2 separate regions of the Homo sapiens genome follow, and region 1 is linked to region 2. The links are chromatin loops, found by intact Hi-C in ENCODE. Cell type or tissue: IMR-90. All regions are shown on one strand. Each heading gives the region's core, and the rest is flanking DNA. Links, peaks and the distances in the headings are about the cores only.

Region 1 (6,952 bases), core at 602-5,601, 420 kb before region 2:
TGTAAAAATAAACCATGTTGGATGATTTTTTACTGACATGGGAATCCATTTATAACTAAACAGATGAGACAAGCATATTACTATGCAATATAATTTTATTTTTTTAAAAAAATGCACACAAGTGTACACACACACATCCTAGAATTATATACATTAAAATGTACATAGTGGTTTTCTTCATAAGGTGATATTTTGAGTAATATACGATACACAGTTTTTCATTTTCTCTGTTTCTTTTTCCTTGCGTTTATCTTCTAAATTTTTGACACTAAGAAATAAAAATCCATTTTTATTTTTTCTTTATGATTATTTATTTTTAACCAACAAAAATTGTACACAGACAGTCCTCAATTTACGATGGTTCAACTTACGATTTTTGACTTTATGATGGTGGGAACATAAGGTGAAGTCGGTAAAAACAGTGTTTTGGGTACCATTCTGTTTTTCACCTTCAGTACAGTATTTAATAAATTACTTGAGATATTCAACACTTTCTTATAAAAAGGTCTTTGTGTGAGATGATTTTGCCAAACTCTAGGCTAATGTAAGTGCTCCGAGCACGTTTAAGGCAGGCTAGGCTAAGCTATGGTAAAATTCCATTTTTAAAGTGAGGGATAGGGGCTAATCATTTTTATACCATTCAGAGTCCTTCAAAATGACGATAGAGAACAGAGGAGCAAATTCTCTATACTATGCCATCCTCCCTGGGCAAGGGACATGAACCACGCTCTCCCCAGAAGCATGTCTCACATTGATGCAATGCCATCGCCTCTGTAATAGTTTGGGGTGGAATTATCCATTTCGGTTATTATACCTAATAGAAATCACAATGGTAAGAAAGTGGTTCGCTTACCATAGAAATCACTTTCAAGCAACTAACCCATCCACCATCCTCTCTGTTCTGGGACTATGTCATCTTTTCCTCTTCTATCCAACTTCAGCAGCTTCCTCCCATGGTCACATCCTGATCCTTGTCAGTTCCGGGAACTTCTCCATAGAAAACAAACATCCCACTCTTGAACTTAGCCTCTTCTCCTCTCCAGCCGTCTATTCAACACCCCTTCCATCTTCAATTGCTCTTAGAATTAATTGGGACCTTTGACCAGCTCCCCATATATACATTTTCTCATTATCCATCACCTGCCTCCTGTCTTTATTGTTCAGTTCAGATTTCATAAAACTAATCTTTTACATATTAAATTCCTATGCATCTCTGTCCTTCCAAAATGGAATTAGCAAGACTCCAACCCTGGATCAATCCATCCTCTACCTTCTCCTGGCGTCTGAAAATCGCCGGAGGAAATCTGCACAACTGTGTCAATTTTTAACATCATAAATTCTGAAATAACAATGCTAACTGGGATCCCGATGGAGTACAGCAAACTTACTTCATTTTTCCAGAGAGCTCACTCTTCCCTCCTTCACCAAGATGCCTCCATTCCCTGTACTCTCTCTAAAAGTTGGTTCCACTGGAACCCTCCCTCAGTTTCAGCCTCATAGTGGAGCTGCCAGATGGAGCCTGTTGCTGAGCCCAGGCTCTCACTTGCCCCTACGCTCATCCGCCACTTCTTGCTCCTAACCACACTGGAGGAACTGTGCTCAGATCCCTCTCTGCTGCCTTCTTGGGGCCTCCTTCAGGTAGGAAGGCCCTCTCCTCCTTCATCTTAGCTTCTCCCCTTTATTACGTCCCTTTCAGGATTCAAACACACCCTCAAGTCTTAAAAATAAACAAGAACAACAGATCAGCAAACAAACCCAGCATCAAAATCTATTCGAGAGCCCAGTGTCCCAGGCCCTTATCCTGGAACTGGCTGAGCTCCAGGACAGGAATCCAACTGATGAAAGCCTCACTCTAGGGGATCCAGAGCAGCTGGAGGAATGCGTCCCATGGCCTCGCTGCACCGGGCAGCCACTGCGGCCGTGTTGCCTGGTGGCCATCTTTGGGAAGGGGACACCCCCTCAGCAGGATGCTGCAAAGGGAGAGTTCTGAAGGCAGAATCTATAAAAAGATTCTGTCCATATAAGCTTAGTGAGTGCTTCTCAAAGTGTAGCCCATGGGCCACCTACATCAGAGTCTCCTGGGGACATCTGGCAAAAACTTTTTTGGATTCCTGGACCCCATTCTATTGAGTCACAATCTCTGGGGAGTGTCTGTAAAACCTGCATTAAAAATTTCAACTTTTGGCCGAGCGTGGTGGCTCACGCCTGTAATCCCAGCACTTTGGGAGGTCGAGGCAGGTGGATCACGAGGTCAGGAGATTGAGACCATCCTGGCCAACATGGTGAAACCCCGTCTCTACTAAAAATACAAAAAATTAGCTGGGCATGGTGGCGGGTGCCTGTAGTCACAGCTACTCGGGAGGCTGAGGCAGGAGAATGGCGTGAACCCAGGAGGCGGAGCTTGCAGTGAGCCGAGATTGAGCCTCTGCACTCTAGCCTGGGCAACAAAGCAAGACTCTGTCTCAAAAAAAAAAAAAAGCAAATAAATAAATAAATAAAAATGTTTTTTTCAACTTTTATTTTTGACTCAGGGGGTACATGTGCAGGCTTGTTACACGGGTATATTGCATGATGCTGAGGTTTGGGGTATGAATGATTCCATCACTCAAGTAGTGAGCATTGTACCTAATAGGAAGTTTTCCAGCCCACATTCCCCTTCCTCCCTCCCGCTTCTAGTAGTCTCGACTTTCTATTGTTCCCATCTTTATGTTCATGTGTCCTCAATGCTTAGTTCCCACTTATAAGTGAAAACATGTGGTATTTGGTTTTCTGTTCCTGTATTCATTTGCTTAGGATCATAATCTCCAGCTGCATTCATGTTGCTGCAAAGGACCTGATTTCATTCTTGTTTATGGTTGTGTAGTATTCCATGGTGTATATGTACTATATTTCCTTTATCTAATCCATCTTTGATGGGCACCTAGATGGATTCCATGACTTCACTATTGTGAATAGTGCTGTGATGAACATATGAGTGTGTGTGTCCTTTTGGTAGAAAAGTTTATTTTCTTTTGGGTTTATACCCAGTAATGGGATTGATGGGTCAAATGGTAGTTCTGTTTTAAGCTCTTTGAGAAAACTACAAACTACCTTCCACAGTAGCTGGCCTAACTTACATTCCCACCAGCAGTGTTTAAGTGTTCCCTTTTCTTTGCAACCTCCCCAGCCTCTGCTATTTTTTGACTTTTTAATAATAGCCATGCTGACTGGGGTGAGATAGAATCTCATTGTGGTTTTGATTTGCATTTCTGTTATGACTAGTGACAATGAGCATTTTTAAAAATATGTTTCTTGGCCACTTGTATATCTTCTTTTGAGAAGCAGCTGTTCATGTCCTTTGCCCATCTTTTTTTTTTTTTTTTTTTTTTTTTTCTGAGACGGAGTCTTGCTCTGTAGCTCAGGCTGGAGTGCAGAGGTGTGATCTCAGCTAACTGCAACCTCTGCCTCCCAGGTTCAAGCGATTCTATTGCTCCGCCTCCCATGTAGCTGGGATTACAGGTGTGCACAACCATGCCTGGCTACTTTTTGTATTTTTAGTAGAGATGGAGTTTCACTGGATGTTGACCAGGCTGGTCTCGAACTCCTGACCTCAAGTGATCTGCCCACCTTGGCCTCCCAAAATGTTGGGATTACAGGTGTGAGCTACCGCTCCCAGCCTTGCCTGTCTTTTAATGAGGTCATTTGTTTTTTGCTTGCTGATTGAAGTTCCTTACACATTCTGGATAGTAGTCCTTTATTGGATGCATAGTCTGCAAATATTTTCTCTCATTGTGCAGGTTGTCTGTTTACTTTGTTGCTATTTTCTTTTGTTGTGCAGAGCCCTTTAGTATAATTAGGTCCCACTGTTGTTTTTTTGTTTTTCTTACAATTGCTTTTGGGGACTTAGCCATAAGTTCTTTGCCAAGGCTGATGTTGAGTAGGTGAAATCTGCATTATTAACAGTTCCCTAAATTACTCTTATGTGTACAAAGCAGCCTAGACCCTGAGAGATGATTAAATGATCTTCAGAAATTCCATTCTCCTCAGAATAACATTCTGTTCTTTTCTGGAAGACAATAAAAAAGTGGAGAAGCTCAGCCTTACCTACTTCTCTCCCTGAGAACTACTAGGGGAGACCTGGGCACGTATCTTCGAAATGCACGGGCCCCCCTTGCTCTTTGATATCTGATGTTCTGGGAGAACACGTATAGGTTCTGACAATGTTTAAAACCTCCTAGTAGGGGCACAACAGTCTCTGATAACACACACATGCACACACACACACACACACACACACACATGGATTCTAAACATGCAAAAAATTCCTGTAAGGCCTGGTAGATATGATGTCAGAAAGAAAAACAATTGCAATATCTTTTGTGTACTATGTCACAGAACTGCAGCCAGGGAAGGGGTTAACATGTTATTCTCTGCAGGTAAGTTTCCTCTCTCTCTCTCTCTTTCTCAATCCATTCTTTAAAGGGCTGGGTAAATCATTGGTGGAGCTGGGCGGGATAGCAGGCAGAGGGAGGGTGTTCAGGCTGCATTTTAGGGGAAGCTGCAAGGACAATTGGGGCAGGAGGGTCCACAGAGTTACCCAAGGGGAAGAAGGACATTGATCCAGCTGCCTCTGTCTGTGGGGTAGCTTCTCACCATGTTCCCTTCTCTATCAGCTTTTGTCTTCTCTGGACACTAAAAAAACAAACCCAAATATGGTCAAATAGAAGAAAAGGAAGGCAAAGAAAAGGAGGAGGAGGAAAAGGAAAATGAAAGAGAAAAGAAAGAAGAAATTCTTTTAAAAGAAAAAGAAGCTAGAAAGTTACAAGGTGAATAAAATTAAAACACTGCCAGAAAAAAAATGTAAGAAAAACAAAGTATTAGTTGAAAATAAAATTTAAAATGTTTGTAAGATAAGGTACATGTGATAAAATGAATGATATTTAAAATAAAAGATAAGAGGCTTGAAGTTAATAAGATAAAAGTTTAAAAGCATAAGCATAGAGGAGGTAAAATATTAAGATAAAATGCTCATAGATGAAAAGCTGAAAATGTAAATCTACAGTTACACGCCATATTACGATGTTTTATTAAACCACAGGACCACATAGATGATGGTGGGCCCATAAGATTATAATACAGTATTTTTACTCTATCTTTTCTGTGTTTAGATATCTTATACACAAATACTGCTGTGTTACAGTTGCCTACGGTATTCAGTACAGGACCATGCTGTACAGGTCTGTAGTCTAGGAGCACTAGGCCATACCACATAGCCTCGGTGTGTAGGAGGCCCTACCATCTAGGTTGTGTAATGCACTCTGTGATGGTCACAACAACGAAATCACCTAAGGACACATATCTCCAAATATATCCCCATCATTAAGCAATGCGTGACTGTAGATGGGATTAGCAATTAAGTTCAGGAATTCAGGACTAAAAATACTAGGATAAAGATATTAAAACTCTAAGATTTCAAGTGTCATTTAGAGTTGGGTGCTTCAGGAAAATAACAGGTTTCCTGCTGACTCCTGTAGATTTTCTGGTGGCTTCTGTGAAGGCTGAATCCTGGAACCACCCCACTGCCCTACAGCCATGGTGGCAATAGACGCTTTCCTGCTTGCAAGTCTTCCTTCCTTCCTTCCTTCCCTCCCTCCCTTCCTCCTTCCCTCTTTCTTTCTTTTCTTTCTTTCTTTTCTTTTCCTTCCTTCCTTCCTTCCTTCCTTCCTTCCTTCCTTCCTTCCTTCCTTTCTTTCTTTCTCTTTCTTTCTTTCTTTCTTTCTTTCTTTCTTTCTTTCTTTCTTTCTTTCTTTCTTTCTTTCTTTTCTTCTTTCTTCTTTCTTTTTTTTTTTTTCTAGTTAAAGTCTTGCTCTGTTGCCCAGGCTAGAGTCCAGTGGCTCAATCTCGGCTAACTGCAACCTCCACCTGCCGGGTTCAAGCAATGCTCCTGCCTCAGCCTCCCTAGTAGCTGGGATTACAGGCATGTGCCACCACGCCCAGCTAATTTTTGTTTTTTTTTTTTTTTTTTAGTAGAGATGGGGTTTCACCGTGTTGGCCAGGCTGGTCTCGAACTCCTAATCTCCAGTGATCTACCTGCCTTGGCCTCCCAAAGTGCTGGGATTCCAGGTGTAAGCCACTGTGCCTGACCAAGTTTCTTTCTTACCCGTGCCTCCATCACTGGTGTTTGGTTTGGATTAAGAATGTAAGGTTGAGACCCAGAAAAATGACTGAATAAAGCCTATCTCTTTAGCCTATTATCTGCCCCCGTGTGCCTGGGAGTTGAGCCACATCAAGCCACCTGTCAGGACACAGACCTCCCTCCTGCCTCTTTGCCCACTGGGTTCCAATCCGTTTGCTTGGAATGCCATTCCTCCCTTCTTTTGCCTGGCTGGGTTTTACCTACCTGATAAACCTTAGCTCGAGAATCATTTCCCTGGGAAGCCTTTTCTGAGTCTCACCACTGTGCTTTCCCACCCCTAGTTTAGTTTATTTTTCAGCCACATTGCAGAATAATTGTTGATTTGCTTGTCTGCCTTCTCCACAGTACCAAAGATCGGGGACCACTGTATACTAATGGAAAAACAGCAACAGCAATAAAGCACGATCTATCCATTTTCTCATCACATCTTCAATAACCCCACAAAGCAGGCTCTGATAGCCACATTTTATAGATGAAGAAACAAAAACTTATTTATTTATTTCCTTGACAAATCTCCACTGACTTTCCACTATGTGCCTGGCATACAGGGGTTAACTAATCTGCCCAAGGCTGCCCATTTAGAAAACTGCAAAGCCAATCATTGAGCCCAGGCCTATCAGATTCTAAGCCTGTGCTCTCGCCAGGATGCCTTTTCTCCTCAGCACATAGTAGGCACTCAGTAAATATTTGTCAAAGAAGTAAATGGCTACATATGAGAGTAAAGGCCCTGGAAACCCAGCCCTCTTTCTCTGAGATCCTCCTCTAGCAATGGGCTGA
Region 2 (6,952 bases), core at 759-5,758:
CTCCTGGGGACATGGCACTTGGCCTCCTTGCCTCCCCCAATTGCCTCCCATTTCACTTTTCTTTTCTCCTCCCCTAAAACCTCAGGGGGGATCTTAACAAAGGGAAAAGACTCCCAACAGACCATGTTTCTCTGCAGGGGTGGCCATGCTGACTTTCGACAAGCCTTCATTCTAATGTGGCTGCTCATCTGCTCTGAGGACATCACATCTACTGGAGCTAGAAACAAATGAAAATAGCGTGGAAAAGCTGCCATCACAAGACAGGTCATCACAAGACTGCTGTTTGCTCTTTCCACTGTTCATTGCATCCTCTTCAGGGTCAAGAAGAAGTCACCTGCCAAGGGAACAGTAGGAGATGGAGATGCATTGTATTGGTGGAGCTGTGAAGGTGGAGGTGCCTGGTACACCTTGACACAGTGACCTTGGAAGACAAGTAGCCTGGTCTCTTTTGCATATTGTGTTCTGAGTTCCAGATTCAAGTACTTCCAACTGCTTCCTTGTCATCTCCACTTGGTGATGGAATGAGCAGTCCAAACTTTCATATACTCAATGATAAACTCTTGACACTGTTTGGGTTTTAAGTTTATTTTTGGAAGGGGACCCAGGGAACAATAGTGAGGGACTAGGAAGAGTAAAATGGAAAGAGGAAAATCCATTCCAAGGAACTATGGTAGAGCTGGTTACTGCTGTGGATACCTGGGGGCTTAGTTCCAATGGGTGTTCTTTTAAAAGATACACACGTTGAGCCTCAGAATTATCCACCTGCTCTAAACCCTCATTGGTCAAAAACTGCCCCTGAGGTGTTAACTTCCTTGGTCTTCCAGGCTTACACAGGGACCTGAATGGCTGAGTGAGCTTCTGGAAGAGTCCCATGGAAAGGCTAAGAAACTCTGGGGCAAAAGGCAAGAAATGCAAGGTGCAGCTGAGGCCACGGTGCTGCCAGGCTTCACCCACTGCAGCTTGTTGCCACAGCAACTGCTGGAACAAAAAGGTGGGTGGTGAGGATGTGAGAGGGTGCAATACCTGGGAGTCATCCTTGACTCTGCACTTTCTCTTTACCACTCATCAGTAACTTCTATTGACTCTGCTGATAGGTCTCCCACTTCATCCTTGTTTCCCTTCTCTTTCCCCCACTACACATCCATGCATATGCACATGCAGCAGCTAGACTAAACCTTTAAAAACTCATGTTTTTTCTCCTCTCAAACCCCAATGGCCACTCATCTCACTCAGAATAAAATCTAAAATCCTGTCCAGGATCTAGAAAACTTGCATGTTTTGGACCTTTGCTCCCTTTTTGCTATGGTTTCAATGTCTTTGCCTCCTCCAAGATTCATGTTGAAACTTAATCCCCAAGACAACAGTATTAAGTGATGTGGCCTTTAGGAAGTGATTCGGCCATAAGGGCTCCAACCTCATGAATGTATTTGTGCCCCATGAAAGGGCATTGAGGGGGTGAGTTTGCCCCTTCTGTCTCTTTTCGCATGTGAGGACATAGCATTCATGCTTCCAGAGGATGCAGTGTTCAAGGTACCATCCTGGAGGCAGAGACTGGGTCCTCAGCAAACATCGAACTGCTGATGCCTTGATCTTGGACTTTCCAGCCTCCAGAGCTGTGAGAAGTAAATATTTGTTATTTATAAATTACCCAGGCTCAGCTCTGTTATAGTAACACAAGCAGAGTTTCTGATCTCATCTTATGCTTCTTTTCCTCTCTCTCTCTCTTCTCCAGCAACTCTGGCCTCTTTGCTGTCTTCAGATTGCCAGGCATATTTCAAGATCTTTGCATTTGCTATTCCCTCTTCCCAGAATGTGATTCCTTCAGATAGTCATATGGTTCAGCCCCTCATCTCATTCAAGTCTCTGCCAGATCTCACCTCATCTAGAAGTTCTTTTCCGATCATCGTATCTAAAATAGTACATTTTCATCCATCCATCCATTTCCTTTCCCTTATTTCTCTTCCTATCTAAAATATTATAGATGTATTCGTTTGCTTTTGTCCTCTTTTCTCTCATCTGAATGTTAGTTTGCGACAGCGGGGGTTTTGTTTACTGACATATCTCCAGCGCCTAGAATAGTGCTTAGCATACAGGGCAAGACTCTACTCAACAAGAATCTGCCAGAGGGCAGGGTCACACATCAATCTAATCAGATACTCTTTTGTGAATACACAGAGAAGATGTCAGTGGAAGAGCAGATGGTCCCAGAGCTTGGCGTGTATCCTGAAGGATTCTGTGCTCTTGATCTTGTCCTCCATTCTTCACATTTTGCAGTGCAGGGGCCAAGATGTCAGCATGGCTAAGAAGATGGCAGTCATGGCCACCTCAAGTCCAGGTATCCCCAGCTAAAGCCCAAACACCACCTAGGGGGACCTGAGAATATGTGCCTCTTTCTCTTTACTCCAAGACTGACTAATAGAGCCATGGTGTCTATGAAAGCATTTTGGAGAGCTCCAGTGACTAGGCTTCTCTTGGCACAAATATGCAATTTCTCCTGGGGAGACAGCACATGTGCTTTTCTGTAACTGGAGTACATTTCAATCTAATAGAGAACAGGAATATAATCCAGTACTAATTTTAGATGCCGGATTCTTGTACAGAGCCACACTTTCAGGAAGGGAAAGAGGAAAGGCAAGTAGGTGTATTGGCATTGGGTTGGGGAAGCAATTACAGAGGAATTTTAGGACCTGCTTAAAAACACTAACACTTTCTGAACCAAGGTAGTGGTCTGCCCTAGGGATGGGAAAATATGGTCTATGGGCCAAATCTGGCTGACTGCCTTTTTTTTTTTAAAGAAAAAATAATAATATTTTATAGGAACACAGCCATGCTCATTTCTTACAAATTGTCTAGGACTGCTTTTGTACTGCAAGGACAGAGGTGAGTAGTTGTTATGGACATAGTATGGCCTTACATGTTTACTATCTGGACCTTTACAGAAAGAGAGTTTACTGACCCCTGGTGGAAAAAGCCATGTACTGGGAAACTGATTGATCTGGATTTTGATTCTGCTATGTAATCTGGTATGAGCACCTGGTCTACTCTCAGCCTCAGCTTTTTAACCTTTAATATGGTGCATAATTTGGGTTAATTTACATAAATCCATGCTCATTTAAAAGTTTCTAGCTTAAAGAAAAGACTCAATACAAACTGGCTAAACAACAATAACAGACAAAATAAATGGACATGCCTTGGGAATTTACTGTGTACTCTGTCAATTGCACAGAGTTATTGTGACAATAAAATGAAATCACAACTGGGAAAATCCTGAAACCCTGAAATTCTCTCCCAGTGACCACTGAAGCGAAAGCCCAAACTAGACCTCTGCCGTATGCACGCAGCTGTACTTGGGCATCAGGGGAGAGGCAATGGTTCCACAGGTGGCCCTTCCCTGACTTGGGAAATTCAAGTAGAGTTTAGAACTGCCCTTACCATACCTTCCATACTTGAAAGGAAGGCTAGGGAGAGATTTGTTAAAGAATACAAAGTTACAGTTAGACAGAAGCCCTGGTGTTCCATACCACTATAGGATGACTCTAGCTAATATTAACATATTATGTAGTTTCAAATAGCTAGAAGGAGGATATTGACTATTCCCAACACAAACAAATGACAAATGTTTGAGATGATAGTTAATTACCATAATATCATTACTATACATTACATGTATCAAAACACCATTATGCACCCCATGAATGTGTACAATCATTATGTGTCAATTTTTAAAAATCATAAAAAAGATAATAAAATCAGAAAAAAAAGTTAAAAAAAGAGGGAGTTTTTAGATTATTCCAAATCATAGAGGTAACATGGAGGAAAATAAAAATAAGTGGGTTAGGGGCTGTGGGGGGCATCTGAAGCCCATTTGTCTTCCTGGTGCAAGTGTCCTCAGGGACTGGCCTCTTAAGATGTGTTTGCTGTTATTGTTCAGCTACGCCCGTCCTTTTTCTATATCTAAGACTTCAAGGATTCCTCATTTTATTTTGTTTTTTTGTTCTGCTTTTCCTGCTGAAAGCATCCCTGCCTACTCTTGGTGGTATCAGCGAGGTTCCTGCAGCCAGGGCCAAGAACATGGGATTCAGAGAAAACTGCCTTTATACTCCAGGATGTCTGTTAACATTGAGTGTGACCTTGAACAAGTTGCTTAATCTTTTTGAACCCCTGTTTCATTGACTATAAAATGAAGACAATTCATCCTCATTAAATCGTTGTGAGAATTTTAATGAGATTGGATATTTTCCCCCACCACTCCCTTCTCCGCCCTTTATAAAAATAGATGGACCACTTACAAATTAGATGTTTTAAAGTCTGAGGCAGCCTCTCTTGTCATTTCCAAGAGATGAAACTTGGCAGGCTAAGTGCCTGATTTTTAAAACTACTTTGCTAATATATATATATATATATTATATATATATATATATATAATATATATAAAATATATATATATATAATACACACACACACACACACACACACACACACACACACACACACACACTATGGGGGAGTTTGTCACTCACTTCTTTTAAAACAAGCTCCCACAGGTCTAAGAATGTTTAAAACAGAAATGTATTTAAATGCAGACACAGATCACAGAAGGACAAATCCTCGTGGACAGTCAGGTGAAAGACTATTTAATCAAAGAGCATATAGTCTGGAATCCCTAGATGTCCTGGGTTTTCTCTCCCTTCCACTTTTGGGACAAAGACCTGTGCCAGGAGAATCACAGGGAAACCAAAATTCCCTACCTGAGTAAATTTAAAATTCCAGATACAGAAATGCATCATTTTTTGTTTGCCAAATATCATTTTTACCTCAAAGACTGTGGCCATAGGGCTATGATCTGAAACCTCTGATAGGGCATGGTCGTTCTTTGGGTCATAATATGTACATCACCCATTTGGGGGTCCCTTGTCCCTTACTAGCAAGCAAATTGAGGGTTAGAGAGGTGGAGTGCACTGCTCAAATATATGCAGCTATAATAATCCCATAATCCCCATGTGTCGTGGGAGGGACCCAGTGGGAGGTAAGTGAATCATGGGGGCGGGTTTCTCCCACGCTGTTCTTGTGATAGTGAATAAGTCTCAGCAGAGCTGATGGTTTTATAAAGGCGAGTTCCCCTGCACACGCTCTCTTCCCTGCCGCCATGTAAAACGTGACTTTGCTCCTCCTTTGCCTTCCACCAAGATTGTGAGGCCTCTCCAGCCATGTGGAACTGTGAGTCCATTAAATCTTTTTTTCGGTATAAATTACCCAGTCTCGGGTATGTCTTTAGTAGCAGCATGAGAACTGACTAATACAACAGAGTAAAACAACTTCTTTATAGTCACATAAACTCCCTTCCCCTACATCCTTAACCCCTGGAAACCACTGATGCACTTTCCATTTCTTTAGTTTTATCATTTAAGAATATTATATAAATGACACAGACTATTCATATTAACATTTTAACAGTTCAAGCAAAGTATAGAAACCTGGCCCTCATTTAAGTCCCTTTGCTTTCCCCCATTTATAATTATCTTAAATATTTTTTCGGCACACTTGGAGAAACACATTAGACGATATTATAATTTTCCTTTCAACTATCAAGCACAATTTCCTTCTCCAAGTGAAGGAAATTCTATGATACTTAGTTACATTTAGTCTTTCCATTGGTTTTTCTTCCTTCCTGATGTTCTAAGATTCCTTTTTTTCTGCCATTCTAAGACAAATTTTCTTAGTGTTGTTTTCATCTGAAAATGTCTTGATTTCTTCTTAATTCCTGAAGGATTTTTTCCACCTGGAAATAGAATTTAGGGTTGATAGATTTTTGTGTGCATTTTTGTTTGTTTGCTTGCTTTTTCATCATTTGAAAAATGTGCCACTCCCTCCAGGTCTCCATGGTTTCTGATGTGAAATATGTTGTCATCCAAATTGCTTTCCCATGTAGGGATTATGTCACTTCTTACTTTCTGCTCTGCAGAATGTTCCTTGGTCTTTTATTTTCAGAAGCTTGGCTAGAATATGTCTTTGTGTAGATTTACTTGGACTATGCCGCTTGAGATTCGCACAACTTCTTAAATCTGGGTCTATATAATTTGCCTTGGGAAATTTTAGTCATTATTTTTCTGCACCTTTTTTGGCCCCACTCTTTCTCCTCTCCTTCCAGGACAATGATGCTGTGAAAGTTAAATATTTTGTTATAATGTCACAGGTCCCTGAAGCCATGTTCATGGTTTCCTCAGTCTATTTTTTTCTGTTTTTCAGATTGGGTCATTTTCATTGTTCTATCTTAAAGGTTATTGATTTTTTTCTTATGTTCTGTTCATCTGCTATTGATTCCACCTTTTGGTTCTTGTTAAATTTTGTTATTGTATTTTGCAGTTATAAAATTTCCATTTAAGTTTTCTTTATATCTTCTTTTTTTTTAATTATACTTTAAGTTTTAGGGTACATGTGCACATTGTGCAGGTTAGTTACATATGTACACATGTGCCATGCTGGTGCGCTGCACCCACTAACTTGTCATCTAGCATTAGGTATATCTCCCAGTGCTATCCCTCCCCCCGCCCCCCACCCCACAACAGTCCCCAGAGCGTGATATTCCCCTTCCTGTGTCCATGTGATCTCATTGTTCAATTCCCACCTATGAGTGAGAATATGCGGTGTTTGGTTTTTTGTTCTTGCGATAGTTTACTGAGAATGATGATTTCCAATTTCATCCATGTCCCTACAAAGGACATGAACTCATCCTTTTTTATGGCTGCATAGTATTCCATGGTGTATATGTGCCACATTTTCTTAATCCAGTCTATCATTGTTGGACATTTGGGTTGGTTCCAAGTCTTTGCTATTGTGAATAATGCCGCAATAAACATACGTGTGCATGTGTCTTTATAGCGCATGATTTATAGTCCTTTGGGTATATACCCAGTAATGGGATTGCTGGGTCAAATGGTATTTCTAGTTCTAG

What was found. A loop is a pair of places that touch in the nucleus more often than their neighbours do. Peaks named below come from ENCODE experiments on the same cell type or tissue, not always from the same donor. Only the 100,000 strongest peaks of a DNase experiment are listed, where the experiment ranks them.
Region 1: it touches region 2 in a loop (6-fold over the local background); 2 of 110 quality-filtered maps call a loop at or near these places.

Annotation. Positions count from the first base shown.
Region 1 is chr7:33,747,145-33,754,096 of GRCh38, forward strand. No RefSeq gene overlaps it. Among named protein-coding and RNA genes, the nearest start is that of FLJ20712, 25 kb to the left of the region's middle. RefSeq lists an enhancer at 3,816-5,015. In IMR-90, for the core only: no CTCF peak of the experiment used is centred there; a DNase peak (open chromatin) is centred at 3,237.
Region 2 is chr7:34,163,174-34,170,125 of GRCh38, forward strand. No RefSeq gene overlaps it. Among named protein-coding and RNA genes, the nearest start is that of BMPER, 260 kb to the left of the region's middle. In IMR-90, for the core only: a CTCF peak has its summit at 2,951 (motif pointing left); a DNase peak (open chromatin) is centred at 2,948.